2 separate regions of the Homo sapiens genome follow, and region 2 is linked to region 1. The links are chromatin contacts, found by Hi-C or POLR2A ChIA-PET in ENCODE. All regions are on one chromosome and are shown on one strand. The core of a region is the stretch at or near the end of the contact, and the rest is flanking DNA. Distances in the headings are between cores, read along the strand shown. Region 1 holds the start of RSAD1 (radical S-adenosyl methionine domain containing 1). Region 2 holds the start of TMEM92 (transmembrane protein 92).

What was found. Hi-C counts contacts between places; a loop is a spot of excess contacts on that map. ChIA-PET counts read pairs that join two places held with the same protein, here RNA polymerase II (POLR2A). Pooled maps may share reads with other maps.
Region 2: a map of PC-9 shows a loop between it and region 1 (4-fold over the local background). The contact joins the promoter of TMEM92 here to the promoter of RSAD1 in region 1. A Hi-C loop is called at or near these places in 2 of 168 maps with a recorded cell type or tissue (MCF 10A and PC-9) and 8 of 50 pooled maps. POLR2A ChIA-PET finds 5 or more read pairs at or near these places in 1 of 52 experiments (GM12878).

The regions. Positions count from the first base shown.
Region 1 is chr17:50,477,286-50,484,450 of GRCh38, reverse strand. It overlaps RSAD1 (radical S-adenosyl methionine domain containing 1), which reads right to left and starts at 5,591. Exons shown (of 9, transcript NM_018346.3): 1 at 5,432-5,591; 2 at 4,689-4,822; 3 at 4,367-4,571; 4 at 1,995-2,360; 5 at 1,745-1,808; 6 at 964-1,111; 7 at 691-745; 8 at 1-9. The coding sequence starts at 5,566. RefSeq lists an enhancer at 1,649-1,943 and silencers at 4,378-4,764, 5,336-5,825.
Region 2 is chr17:50,269,095-50,276,259 of GRCh38, reverse strand. It overlaps TMEM92 (transmembrane protein 92), which reads right to left and starts at 1,794. Exons shown (of 5, transcript NM_153229.3): 1 at 1,690-1,794. The coding sequence starts at 1,758. LOC124904028 (a long non-coding RNA gene) reads right to left here. Exons shown (of 3, transcript XR_007065846.1): 1 at 7,032-7,165; 2 at 5,024-5,101; 3 at 4,857-4,894. RefSeq lists silencers at 1,418-1,712, 2,850-3,189.

The sequences.
Region 1 (7,165 bases), core at 4,342-6,841:
CTGCCAGTGCTGGGGAAGCCAGAGGGTCAGAGGTGGGGAGCTGGCCTGGCTACTCTGGGCCACATAGTTGGGGTATGGTGAGAGGTGGGGGAGGGTCCAGTTCAGCATGGAGATCTCAGCAGCTGACATGCATGAAAGCAGAACCAGGCCAATGGGCCAGCAGGGAGGAGGGCAGCTTCACTCCTATTCCACTGAGACTGGAACCCAGCTTCCAGCCAAGCCAGGCCTTCCTCTATGCCTCCTCTCTTCCCTCCCCTCTCAGCCAGCTCTAGCCAGGGCTTTATGGCTCTGCTTTATCCAGAGCAGCTCTGGATTTGCTTGATAATTATCTACTGTGCTTCCTATGAGAGGTTTCAGTGCTCCCTAAAAACAAGTGGAAACCCTTTATCTATCTATTGCTTCACAGAGCTCAGAAAATTGAGGTTAAGAGAGGTGAAAGGATTTGTGTCCAAGGTTGCAGTAAAATGAGGGCTGGAACTTGGGTCTCTGCAGCCCTGGTCTAGGGTTCTTAGCTATGCACCACTGCTCACTGCTTCTGCCCATCAGGCCTCAGCTGGACCTGGGCCCCACTTCTAGCTGCCAATCTCACAGAAATTGGAGGTATATGTGTGTGGGGGGGGTGGCAGGGAGGGGGCATTGATTCTGCAAGACTTTAGGAGGGAGTGGTGTGCAAGAATCCTAACTCCTTACCTGGTGAGTGATCCCCACATCGGTGCGTAGCCCCAGGGCCAAAACTTCCTCCAGCCTCAAAGAAAAATCACCAAGGAGTCTTAGAGAGGAGGCCTGTGCTCCTCCCATTCTCCAAATTCTACACTGGGATGCATTTAGAGGAGGCTAACAGGGACCATACAGTATGTGGCAAGGCAGGGGCCAGGACAAGACAGGAAATAAAAGATATACAAATAGACATGGTCTTGGGGTGTGGGGATCCTGGAGGAGAGCCCTGTGCCCTTGGATGCTCACAGCTCCAGCCTGCCCAGGGGGACACGCTTCCGGGTGCCATGGCCAAACAGCATCACCTCCTTCATCCAGTTGTCAGGCTCCAGTGTCTGGATCCGAGCCTCCCGGGTGTGGCCTCCAGCCCCCTGGGGCATAAATCGTCCATGGGCCCCTGACAACATCAACAACCATCCCCACATTAATGGCTGTTAATACTATGTGTTTACCAGATTTAAATCATGTGGTCCCTGGAGCAACTGCCTCTAACATACTGGAAATATAAATTATTTTTCTTTTCTTTTCTTTCTTTCTTTCTTTCTTTTTTTTTTTTTTTTTTTTGAGGTGGTGTCTCACTATACTGCCCAGGCTGGTCTTGGACGCCTGGGGTCAAACGATCTTTCCACCTCAGCTTCCCAAGTAGCTCAGATTAGAGGCACATGACACCAGGCCCTTTTTTCTTTTTCTTTTTTTTTTAATCATCTATCCCAAAATGCCAAGACATATAAATTCTTGGGCTCTCCTCTAGCCCTGTCCAATTGGGAATTCTGAGGGTGGGGCCCAGCAGCTTGGGTTTTAACAAGCCCTCCAGGAGATTCTCATACACACTAAAGGCTGAGAACCCTAGTGCAAGGTGCAACATTAAGCCCCTTATAATTCATGCTCAACAGTTCTATAGGGAGGTATTATTTTTTGCCACATTTTACATATGAGAAAATAGAGGCTTGGAGAGGTTAATGTGGCCCAAGTTCACACAGCCACGACATTCCTCTCCTGAGTCACCCTTTCTGTAGTTCACGGGACTCACCAGGCCCAACGCCAAGGTACTGACCACACTGCCAGTAAGTCCAATTGTGGGTACTGAGCGCCCCCTGCGGGGAGGGAGGAAATAGTGCAGAGTGAAGAGGGCAGGCCTCATTTTTAGACTCAGGTAAGGGGCCCCAGGTTAGAATGTCCCACCATCTCGGCCAGGATCCTTCTCTTCAGAAGGTCACAACGCCCTGGTCACACTGCAGTCTGCCCATCCTCCACCTCCAGCCATCAGCCCCAGAACTTACATTCCGGGCAAAGTTGGAGACCTCATACTGGTGGAAGCCAGCCTCCCGAAGGACAGCCCGGCCCCTCTGGTACATCTCAGCTGCGAGCTCCGGGTCAGGGGCTGGAAGGGCACCCCGCTGCACCTGGGCGAAGAGTGCGGTGCCCCGCTCCAGGGACAGCTGGTAGAGGGAGAGGTGGTCATCACAGTGGTGCAGCAGTTCCTGCAGCTGCCCAAGCCACGGCCCCACCTGCTGTGCCGGCAGCCCCAGCATCAAGTCTACAGACACGCGCCCGGGAAAGAGGCGCCGGGCCTCTGCCAGCGTCCGCAGAGCATCGCAGGCCGAGTGCGTCCGTCCCAACAGCCGGAGCTCAGTGTCATCTAGGGACTGGGAAAAGAGGGTGGGTGTAAGCATACCAGCAGCTCAGAGAGAGACAAGAACCCTCCTCCCCATTGTAGACACAGATACAGGGAGAACGCAGCACGTGGCAGGCAGCTGGAAGGCAGGAGGGGGAAGGTCAAGCTGGCACCAAGAGCTGCCATTCACAGAAGGGTCGCTATGTGCCAAGCACCTTTATGTAGTGTCTAATTTAATCTTTGTAACCCTCCAATATTAGTTCTATTTTACAGATGAGAAAACTGAGGTTCAGAGGTGTTAAGTAACTTGTCCAGGCCATACAGTTGCAAAGTTCGACCTGGAATTTAGGACTGTCTGACTCCAAAATCAAGTCTTTATTTACTTTACTTTTCAATTTTAAATAATTCTAACCTATAGAAAAGTTGAAAGAAAATCACAAAAAAAACCTTCATCTTGATTCACCATTTGTCCATATTTGTTTCTCTTTAAACATACATACCTGTTATTATGCTGAATCATTTAACAGTAAATTATAAACCAGCACTGTCCAAAAGAACTTTCTACAATGGTGGAAATGTTCATATCTGTACTGTCCAATATGATAGGTAGTAGCCACATGTGGTTATTTAAATTTAAGTGAATTAAACTTAACTTACCACATTTCAAATGCTCACTAGTCTGTGGCTAGTGGCCACTATATTGAATAGCAGTTATAGATATTATACTCCCTAACCTCTAAATACTTAGGTGTGTATTTCCTAAAGAACAAGGACATTCTCTTACATAACTGCAATCCAATTACAGAGTTCAGGAAATGCAACACTGACACAACACCATTACATAATACATTGTCATATTCAAATTTGGCTAATGGTCCCAATAACATCTACTGTAGTAATTTCCTCCTTCCTCCCCAGTCAGGGGCCACACATTGTATTCAGCTGTCTCTTCTGTCTCCTTTAGATTCTCAGCCTTTCTTTGTCTCTCATGACACTGGCATTTTTGAAGAATACAGGCCAGTTGTTTAAAATGAATAATTTAATGAATTTAAATAAATTATTATTATTTACGAATTATAATTATTTAAATGAATTATTTAAAATGAATAATTTCTACAGATTGGCTGTATAACACTGTGCTTATAGTTAACAGTGCTGTATGTACATTTAAAAACTTGTTAAGACGGTAGATCTCATGCTGTCTGTTCTTACCACAATAATTTTGTAAAAATCTCTTAATTCAGGGTTTCCTGACAATTAGATTCAAGATATGCGCTTTGGGGTAAGAATATCTTAGAAGTGATGTGTTTCTGTCAGCATATTCCATCAGAACAAAGCCCACAACCCGGAAGTCCTACGGAAATATCGGAGGTCAACCTGAGACGACTAGGTTTCTCCCTACTTAAAAACCTTCAATGGCTCCCTATCATTACTAGGACAAAACCCACACTCCTTAGTAGGCACCAAAGGTTTTGGACTCTACCTTGCAACCTTGTTTCCAGCCTCTCCAATCACAAGGAATGACTCACAACTCCCCCAAAACATGCCAGGCTCTTCCATGGCCTGTGTCGTTTCCCCCACACCCCCTCACCTGGTGAACTCTTCCTCTTCATTCAAACATCTCCTCCAGAGAAGTTTCAGTGATTTCATCAGAGTGACCTCCCTTCAGGCTGTACTCTAGAAGCCTTTTATAGAGACCCCCTTTACAGGTGACATTTACCATGCTGCAATAATCTGGCTACATGTCTGCGTCTCCCGTGTCATGTAGCAAATCTTTTTTGACCACCTACTATGTGCCAGGCACTATGGTAAGTGTTTGAAATAGAAAAGCCACACCTGATCCCTTTCTCATAAAGTCTGTGGTCTATGACAGCAGCAGACAATTAAGGAGTTATAAAAGTGTCGCACTAGGCCCTACTGTGTCCCTGGCACCCAGAAGGTGCTCAATCAATGTTTGCCCAATGAATGAATGTGACCAAAGAGGAGATGGCACTGAAGGGCGGGGTGCACTGGGATGGGGTGAGTGCCATGGGTTACCTGGAGGCCTATAGACAACCTGTTAACCCCTGCTGCCCCGAACTCTGCCAGTCTGGAGCCCGGAGCTGAAGTAGGATTAGCCTCCAATGTGACTTCCAAGTCTGCAGGCAGGTGGGCTGCCTGTGCCACAGCCTCCAGGACAGCAGCCACCGTGTGGGGACTGGCTAGACTGGGGGTCCCCCCACCAAAGAACACAGACTCCACCCTGGGGAAAGAGAATGGAGAAATGAGACCTGGGGGAGCCCTCTGGGATGCCTGCACCTATCCCCCACCACTCCTCCAAATATTTCCCAAAACGCTGCCTACAGCCCCCACTACCCACCGTTGCACCCCGCTGAGCCGCAGCAGCGTCTGAGCTTCGGTCACCAGACACTTCTGCATGGCAGCCTCCTCCAGGCGGCGAGGGATGTACTTGTTGAAGTTGCAGTAACTGCAGCGCTTCTCGCAGTAAGGCCACTGGGGGCAGTGAGTGCACGTGCGCGGTGAGAGCTGCCCTGGCCACTTCCAGGGTTCAGTCGCACACACCCCCAACCCCACCCCCACCCCTATCCCGAGGTCTTTCCACAGTAGCTAGGACATCTAAGCCACACAACTCCCCAAGGCAGGTCGCACTGGGGTTATTACATCCACTTCAATGTGAGAAAACTGAGGCTCACTCCTTTGTTACGCTGCCTCTTCCAACCAGCAGACGTCAGGAAGGAATTCAACCCAAGCTCTTTCTGGGATCATATAATTTTCATACAATTTTCCTATGAGCCATTTTCCCAGCTACCGAGTCAGAACACTGCTCTTAAGAAAATTTTGTCTTGCTAAGAGGAAAATTGTTATGAAATTTGAACCATTTGGTCAGAGTCACCGAGCCGGTGAGTAGCAGAGACTTCAGGTTTCTGGACCAAGTCATTTCCCTGCCAAAGCACAGGGTCCCATCCCAGACCTCGTACGGGGGCACGGAAACACGGCAGGCGGGTTCATAGAGTGACAAACCGCCACCTGGGTTTTGGACGGCCACGGTCACGGCCAGGGCTGCGGCCACACACCGTGGGCTCCGCCCCCGCCCCTACTCACGTGTACGTAAAGCGCCGCGCGCCGGCCCGCAGGCTCAGGACTCGGGGACCCTCCTGCGTTCTCCACGCGGCGGCGCCTCTGGGCCGCTCTGGCTGCTGCCGCCCAGCCGCGAGCCCGGGCTCCGGGGAGCGCCATGGCGCCCAGCGCAGCGCGGCGCACTGACCCGAGCAGGAGACGCGCGCAGGGATCACTGTGAGTGCGCAGCCGGCGGAAGGAAGAGGGGCTGCGTGACCGCGCGACAAGAGGGCCCGGGCCCGGGGCTGCGGCGCCACCTGCCGGGCGCCCGGGCGCTCACTGCGGCCTCCTGTCGGTTCTTTCCCCAGGCCGCGAGGCGGGCTGCTTGCCTTTTGGCACCTTGTGCCCGGGCGAGTTCCCGGACCCATCCAGGAGCTCTTAGTTTGTTCAGTCAATTCCTTGACATTTGATGTGCCTGGCTCAGAACTGGGCGCTGGGGACATCTAGGTGCATAAAGCCAGGTTGCATTCTGGCAGGAGAGAGGCAAGCCAACCGGCCAGGACAGGCAAGGCGTATTAATTCCGTGCCTGCTGGACACCAGAGCCGTCCGCCTCAGTGCTGTGAGGTCATCTGTTTTAAGAGTGTGGGAGTCAGTAGGGCAGAAGAGACACTTGGGCTGGATCTTTCTTTTAATTTCATTTACAAATATTTGGGAGAGGGGAGGTCTTGAACTCCTCGGCCTCAAGCGATCCTCCTGCCTCAGCATCTAGAGTAACTAAGGATTAAGGGCATGAGCCACCACCAGGGCTATGCACGGGATCTTGGAGGAGCAGAAAATCCCAGGGGCAATTGGCTTGGCCGGGAGAGTAGACTGTTTTGGGTCAGGCCAACCCAAGCATCTGGAGGTGTACGTGCTGGAAGGACAGTCAGATGGTGTGTGTAGGAGAGAGGGGGAAGGCGCAGGGGAAGGCCTGGGGAAGCAGGCACCTGAACAACTGTCCCACAAAGCAGAAACATCATGGGCTTCAGAGGCAGGCGGTGCAGGACAGTTCTCCCAGTGGCCTTGAACTGACCTGGTTCTCCCCTCCTTTCTTGCTTGTAGTTCTCAAGAATAACTGTAGACGCCTGTAATCCCAGCACTTTGGGAGGCCGAGGCGGGCAGATCACTTGAGATCAGAAGTTCAAGACCAGCCTAGCCAACATGCTGAAACCCCGTCTTTACCAAAAATACAAAAATTATCCAAGCGTGGTGGTGGGCACCTGTAATCCCAGCTACACGGGAGGCTGAGCAGGGAGAATCCCTCGAACCTGGGAGGCGGAGGTTGCAGTGAGCTGAGACAGTGCCACTGCACTCCAGCCTGGGTGATGGAGCAAGACTGTCTCAATAAATAAATAAATAAAACTGTAGAGTGTGCAGAGAATGCAACATCCTGAGGGAAGGAAGGACTGGCCAGCACAGCCATGCTCTGTTCCAGTCCCCCTAGAAAAAGCATGTCCTTCAACACTTCAGCCCAACATGTCACATGGCCCCAGGGTATAAAGCCCAGGGCAGAAGCCGGGCGCGGTGGCTTACTCCTGTAATCCCAGCACTTTGGGAGGCCGATGCGGGCGGATCATAAGGTCAGGAGATTGAGACCATCCTGGCTAACACGGTGAAACCCCGTTTTTACTAAAAATACAAAAAACTAGCCAGGTGTGGTGGTGCGTGCCAGTAGTCCCAGCTACCCGGGAGGCTGAGGCAGGAGAATTGCTTGAACCTGGGAGGCGGAAGTTGCAGTG
Region 2 (7,165 bases), core at 545-3,044, 200 kb after region 1:
TGTAATCCTAAATACCTTGGGAGGCTGAGGTGGGTGGATTGCTTGAGGCCGGGAGTTTAAGACCAACCTGGCCAACATAGCGAGACCCTGTCTCTATTCTTTTTTCTTTTTTCTTTTTTTTTCTTTTTGGAGATGGAGTCTAGCTCTGTTGCCCAGGCTGGAGTGCAGTGGTGCGATCTCGGCTCACTGCAACCTCCGCCTCCCAGGTTCAAGTGATACTCCTGCCTCAGCCTCCCAAGTAGCTGGGATTACAGGCACGTGCCACCATGCCTGGCTAATTTTTGTATTGTTAGTAGAGATGGGGTTGTTGGTCAGGCTGGTCTGAAACTCCTGACCTCACGATCTGCCTGCCTCGGCCTCTCAAAGTGCTGGGATTACAGGCGTGAGCCACTGCGCCTGGCCTCTATTCTTTAAATTAAAAATATATATATACAGAGAGGGAACTTGGAGACAAATCGAGGGGTCCATCCAGGCACTCAACAGCACCCCTTCCCCCTCAGACCCCACTCTGGCCCTTGTCCTTTTCCTGGACCCCAGCTAATAAGTAATGGATAATTAACAGGTTTAGTAAATTAATCTCAAGTTCCGGTTTGGGAGGGGGAGGAGCTCTTCTCCCAGATTGTCTCCCCACATTTTAACCAGGGGGTAGTCTTGTCTGGGGTGGTTCAGAGGCTGAGTTTTATGGAGCGTCAGGGTGGTCTTGGGCTGGGAGTAAGTAAATCTCAGCTTACTTAACTCCAGAATTGAAGGTATTAACAGCACCTCGCCCCTGGGGTTGGTGGGAGGGGTAAACCAGAGGATGCCCAGCCCAGCATTGACACAAACTGACCGCCCAGTGATTTAGAAGGAACACCTTGCTCACTAACCCGGGTCCACGGAAGGGTTTTGGCAGAGCCTCTCTGAAAGCTCAGCCCAGATGTGTGAAGGTGCCCTGTTCTAAAATCCTAACTATGGAAGACCCTGACTTCCCTCCGGTTCTTAAATGGAAATAAGACACAAATGCATGTTCTAGACCCGTCTCTGTTCCCAGGATAAACACCCATCCCAGGACCGGACAGCTTTCCCCCATCACCTGTAGAGTTTACTTGGGAGGAACAGAAGGGCGGAGGGAACACTCGAACCCTACACCTCCCTCTCAAAATCACAGATTTCAGAGGTCACCCCAGCCTTGGTCAGGCAGCCAGGTCAAATCCCACCACAGGCTGGGATTACTTACCCCTAGAAGGGGACAAAAGAGCCTTCTCTCCCCTAGGGAACAAGCAGAGACACAGTCCCAAAGAGGGTGGGGACATCCCAGGGTCCCCCAGCACTGGAGGAACTGAGCTGGGGCTAAGTGCTGGCCCAGGTGTCCAAAGCTCAGGCGGGAAGGAGCTGGAAGGATAAGCTGAGGCTAATAAGGGGTCCAAAGTCCCTATTCACAGAGACGTGCTAGGTGTCAGATAAGGTGGTGGGTGGTGGCCACTTCCCACCACAGGATCCCCCTCAGAGGTGGGAGAACCCAGCCTCTCCCAGAGCCTCCTCCGCTGCCCCCACCTCCACCTCCACAGCAAAGAGAGAAAGGAAGTAGCTAACTGTGTGTGGTCAGGAGGAAATCCTGATTCTGGAAGGTGGCGACCAGGCTCCAGAAGCAGGCTCCTGACCTACAAGGGTAGGGCCCAAAAGTTCAACAACCTTACCTCCCAGTCTCACCTTTTGGGGGCCAGCCAGCAGGCTGAACAGCAAGGTGGGCGCGAGGCCGGGGACCCAAGCTTGGGACATCCTGGCTTGGGGGCCACTGAGCTTTCCTGTGTAGAGAAGGCGGGGCTGCGACCTCTCCCACTTCTCTCCACCTATGGGGCCCCGCCTCGGGATGGGGGCGGAGCTGCACCGGGAGAGGCGGACTCGGGGCAGGGAGGGGCTGGGAGGAGGAAGGGAGGAAGGGAGGCGCAGAGGTCTGGGTTGGGTTTTGGGATTTGGGAGGTAGAAGAGATTAACGGATTTTTAAAAAAGCGGTCCCGGGCGCGGTGGCTCACGCCTGTAATACCAGCACTTTGGGAGGATCACTTCAGGTCAGGAGTTCGAGACCAGCTTGGCCTACATGGTGAGACCCCCCGTCTCCACTAGAAATACAAAATTTAGCCGGGCGTGGTGGCGGGTGCCTGTAATCCCAACTACTCAGGAGCCTGAGGCAGGAGAATCGCTTGAACCCGGGAAGCAGAGGTTGCAGTGAGCCGAGATCGTGCCAGTGCACTCCAGCCTGGGCGACGGAGTGAGACTCCATCTCTAAATAAATAAATAAATAAATAAATAACCTAAATTTAAAAAGAGGTGGGATCAACTCCACACCGCTGAGCTGGGCCTTCCTAACTCCCAACTCCTCCACTCCTAAGTGCCCCAGACTCCAGGGAGGGGTGCCGGGACCGGCGGGAGTGGGAAGGGGACGTGGAAGCCCCTTCTTATCTGGACCTCTGGGTCTGGTGAGAAGTCAAATGGGGGCAGAGGTTGAGGGAGGGGAAGGCGAAGGTTCTAGGGTAGATTTTGAGGGGTTATGGTTGGGGGATATCACCCCATTGTGTTTTGACCAAAAAGGGAGGGACAGAGCAGCCTGGCTGATTTCAGAGTGCCCTGAGATTTCCAGGTCGAGGAAGGAAGACCAGGAGCACAACGTGGGTACCTTCGTGTCCCCTCCCCTCTTGAAATCCTACAGGAGGTGTTGGTGCATTTTCTCCCATTGACAAAACGGGAACTCAAGGCCCCAGGGTTTAGACTGCCCCGGGGTCCGCAGCTGGGGCTGGTCCTCTGCCAGGCCCGCCGGGGCGCGGGCGAGCAGGCCCATCCAGATTCCTGGAAAGACCCCGCGGAGGCCGCCCCAGTGCGGAGGGGCCTGATTCTGAGCCCCCTGCGGCCGCCGCCTCCAGCACTCCAGGCGCGGAGCTTCCGGGAGCGGCCGGCAGGTGGCAGCGTCGCCCAGCGCGGGTGCCCCCGGGAGCCGGGAGGGGCGCGGCCGGGGCTTGTGGGCTGGGGGCGCTGGGCGAGGGCGAGGCAGGAGCAGTGCAGCCAGGACCGCGGGAGGGGGAGAGGGGGTGATGGAGCGTGGGGCGCTGCTCCCTGGCCCGGCCAAGGGGGACCCTGAGAGGCTCAACGTCATGTCCTTGGGCGCCTCCTGCTGTGTCGCCAATCTGTCTTGACCCCTGAAAAACACCCCCGACGTCGTGGGCGTTTCTTCTCTTTCCTTGCTCTCTGCCTCTCACCCTTCTCCCTCATCTCTCCCAGTCATGTTCTCTGTCTTATATTTAACCCCTCTGTGTCTCTCCCCGTTTCTCCCAGCCTCTGTTTTTCTGTTTCGGTTTCTTCCCATCTGTCCGCACCCAGTTTCTCTCGAGTTCCCAGCCTTTCCCTCTGTTCTCCCGTCTGTTTCTCCTCTCTCTGTTCACCTCTGTCTGCCTCGGCGGAGGCGTCTGTTTTTCTCGGTTTCTCTGGTCCCTTCTCCTTGTCCCTGGTTTGGTCCTGCACCCCCAGTCTCTCGGTCTGTTTCTTATGCTGTCTCCCTGCTCTCTCTCTCCCTTTCCCTGTCTCTATTTCCCATTACCTCCTAGCCCTTTTTGCCCCTTAAGAAGATAATCTTCTAGTCTCCTGATCCGAGGGGTATTGGGATCTGGCCCCTCTGTATTTGAAGTGACTGTGAGCTTGGAGAAGGGAAGGGGCCGCCGTCTCCCCTCCTCCCCTGCAGGTGGACCTTGGCAGGGGGACCTCGTCCTGAGAGTGCTGGAGCCTCCACCTCTTGAGTCGTTGCCAACTTGGGCTGCCAGGGTTCTTCTTGTCCCCACCCAGGCCCCACTGCAACAGCAAGGCCTGGGGTCTCTACCCCACACTCCCTGCTATCCTGCCCAGGCTGGGAGCCCTACAGAGGTGTGGCCCTTACGGGAGAGGAAAATGGGAAAATGGTTGAGCTTAGAGGAGGAAGATACCCTGCGGGGTGAAATGAGGGTGCTGAGAAGGGCATGTGGGAACTCAAGGGACAGATGTGGGGGGTCAGCAGGAGTGGGGGTGAGGGAACTAGGCGGGCACCAGTGCCCTGAAGAGGGGCAGGAGGAGGGGGAGGAGGCTGGCATAGCTGCTCTCTGGGTCTCTGGCATCAACCTGACCCAGATCTAGGGTTGCCGGACAAAAGACAGGAGGCCCAGGTAAATCCAAATTTCAGATAAACGATGAATAATTTCATTTTAGTATAATTATGTCCCATGCAATATATATATATTTTTTGAGAACCAAGACTGGAATGGAGTGGTGTGAGCTCACTGCAACCTCCACCTCCCAGATTCAAGCAATTCTCATGCTTCAGCCTCCCAAGTAGCTGGGATTACAGGCATGTGCCACTATGTCCAGCTAATTTTTTGTATTTTTAGTAGAGACAGGGTTTTACCTTGTTGGCCAGGCTGGTCTCCAACTCCTGGCCTCAAGTGATATGCCCACCTTGGCCTCCCAAAGTGTTGGGATTACAGGCGTGAGCTACTACACCTGGGCCCATGCAATATTTGAGACATACTTATGCTAAAATTTACTTTTCTATCTGAAATTCACATTTAATGGGATGTTCTGTGTTTTTCTTTGTTAAAACTGGCAACCAGGCCAGGCACAGTGGCTCACGCTTATAACCCCAGCACTTGGAGAGGCCGAGGTAGGAAGATCACTTGAGCCCAGGAGTTTGAGACCAGCCTGGGCAACATAGCAAGACCCTGTCTCTGCAAACAAAGAAAACAAAAGCAATTAAGCCGGTGTGGTGGCATGTACCTGTAGTCCCAGTTACTCTGGAGGTTGAGGTAGGAGGATCACTTGAGCCTAGGAGTTCAAGGCTGCAGTGAGCTGAGATCACACCACTACACTCCAGCCTGGGTGACAGAGCACCACCCTCGCTCTAAAAAGAAAAACAAAACAAAACAAAATCTGGCAATGCTATCCACATCGCTACAATGTCCTAGGAACAAACTCCACCCCCACCCCACATCTTCCAATGAAGAAGTGAGGTCCTTAGCACTTGACTCACCAGGCAGAGTCTGAAGGGCTCTTGAGCCCCTCGGCTGGGCCCCCAGTTCCATGACACCAAACTGCCCTACGTTCCTTCCTGCAGATGGGGACAAGATGAGGAGCCTGGAAGTGGGTGGTCCCAGGCCAGGCCAAGAACACCAGGGCCTGTTAGCATTCATCATGGCCCCAGGGCCCTCGGATTTTTGGTGGGTGAGGTCAGAAGGGGGTGGGAGCACCATGGACCCCCCTAGACTGAGCAGAGAAGGGCTGTTCTAGAGGAAGGAGGGTCCTGGACAAGGCCAGCATCTTCTGTTTGGCACGTCACCTAGCACCAGGAGGGCAGCGTGTGCAGGTGCTCAGGCATACACGAGCACAGAAACCCAGAGGCCTCATGTAGTCAGCGGCCCCCTAGATTCAACACCAAATTCCATCTGGGGTTTCCCAAGAGCAGCCACTTCGAAATGTCTTCATAAACGCTCGCTGGGCCCCCAGTGCATTCACTAAAGAATGAGCTGATTGTGCATCCTGCCGGGGCCCAGCTGGAAGGAGGGGCCTCCGAGGCCAGCCGGCCCACTTACGCCCTTCTCAGAGGAGGCAACCAGGGCCTGGAGAGCGGGAAGGCCAGGTCGCACAGGACATGAGGGGCTGAGTCAGGATCAGAACCATGCAGCGCTCAAGACGCCACACCCAGCACAGGTGGCACTCACCTCGGGCCTGGGGAGCCCTGCTCCACTGCTCTGGATGGAGGATCACTCAGGGTGGGTGGCCTCGCCTAGCCTGGCTCAGCCCAGCCCAGGGGGCCAGGCTTGGGTGAAGGGGAAGAGCCAGGGTGAATTCTGTTTTACTTGGCAGTCCCCCCCACCCCCATACTTTGGTGGACACTAATATCTGTAATGGCTGATGGCACTAGGCTGGGATCTCTTTTCAAAGCCAGCAGAATGCTCTGCTCTAGCCCGGCTCTGCCTGTAGGGGCAGTATTGTGTCGTGTTAGTCAGTGTGCCACTGAATATGTTGTGCTGTGTGACCTTAGACGAGAAATGGAACTTCTCTGGGCCTCTCTCAACAGGAAGGAGAGGGAGGAGTTGGATAACAGTACCTCCCTCATCATATAGGCCATGATGAGGATGAAACAGGCCGCTCAGAGTCTGGCATACAGTAATGGCAAATAAATGCTAGCTGTCATTCCTGGCAGAGACAAGGGGCCCATACTTCCTTCTCTGCATTTCACATGGAGGCAGAGTGGGGTGCCAAGGAGTGCAGGGTCTCGCTGCTTTTGGACTGCTCACCTCCCTGGATGGGCTGCAGCATCCAACCCCAGTTTCCCCAGGAAGCTTTGCTCACTAAACCCCTCTGCTGTCCACTGGGCCCCACTTAAGGCCAGTCAGGCCTGAGAAGGTGGGGCTGGTGACAGATCCCAGAGGATGTCCGTCCAGGTGCCGACCACTCCTGAACGTGGTCTGGGACTGGAGATGTGATTCCCTCCACTCCCAGTTTGTTCCCCCTTTCTACTCCCGCACAGCCCACTGAGCGCTGCCTGGGTCTACTTCACAGAGGAGGCCCGCCTCTCCACATGGGCTGAGAGCTCATGGAGACTGGAGGCTGTGCCTGTCACAGGTGTCCTCTCCCTTTATCCCCACTGCCATCGGCACCCCGTGCAGCCTGGCTCCTCAGGACTCTCGTAGCCATATTCAACAAGGCCTCTAGCTTGGTCACCTCATTGCCAAGGAGGGACAGGCCATGTTGGGCATGTCGCTCTCTTGTTCCCTAATCGGAGGCTCCCTGCTGCCACCTGAATAAAGTCCCATCTCAGAGAGACCTTCAGGGTCCCCCATAACCAGTCCCCACCTGACCCCCACCCCCCACCATGTTCTCCAGCCCCTCCTCTTACTCTTTCTGCTTCTCTCCTTGCCTCTGTCCAGGCAGTTTTTTCCACCTAGTTTCTTCCCCAAATCCCTCCCAGAAACCGAACACATTCTTCCCCATCCTTTAAAGCTCAGCCCAAATGCCACCTCCTCCAGAAAGCCTACCTGGACTTGGATCTTCCTTCAACAAGTGATTGTCTGCTCCCTGCTCGCCCCTACCCAGGCCTCTTCCCTGGGCCTCTCTGACAGCCCTTAGCCATTTTCCCTTGAAGACGTGTGGACATGTCCTAATGCTCCCA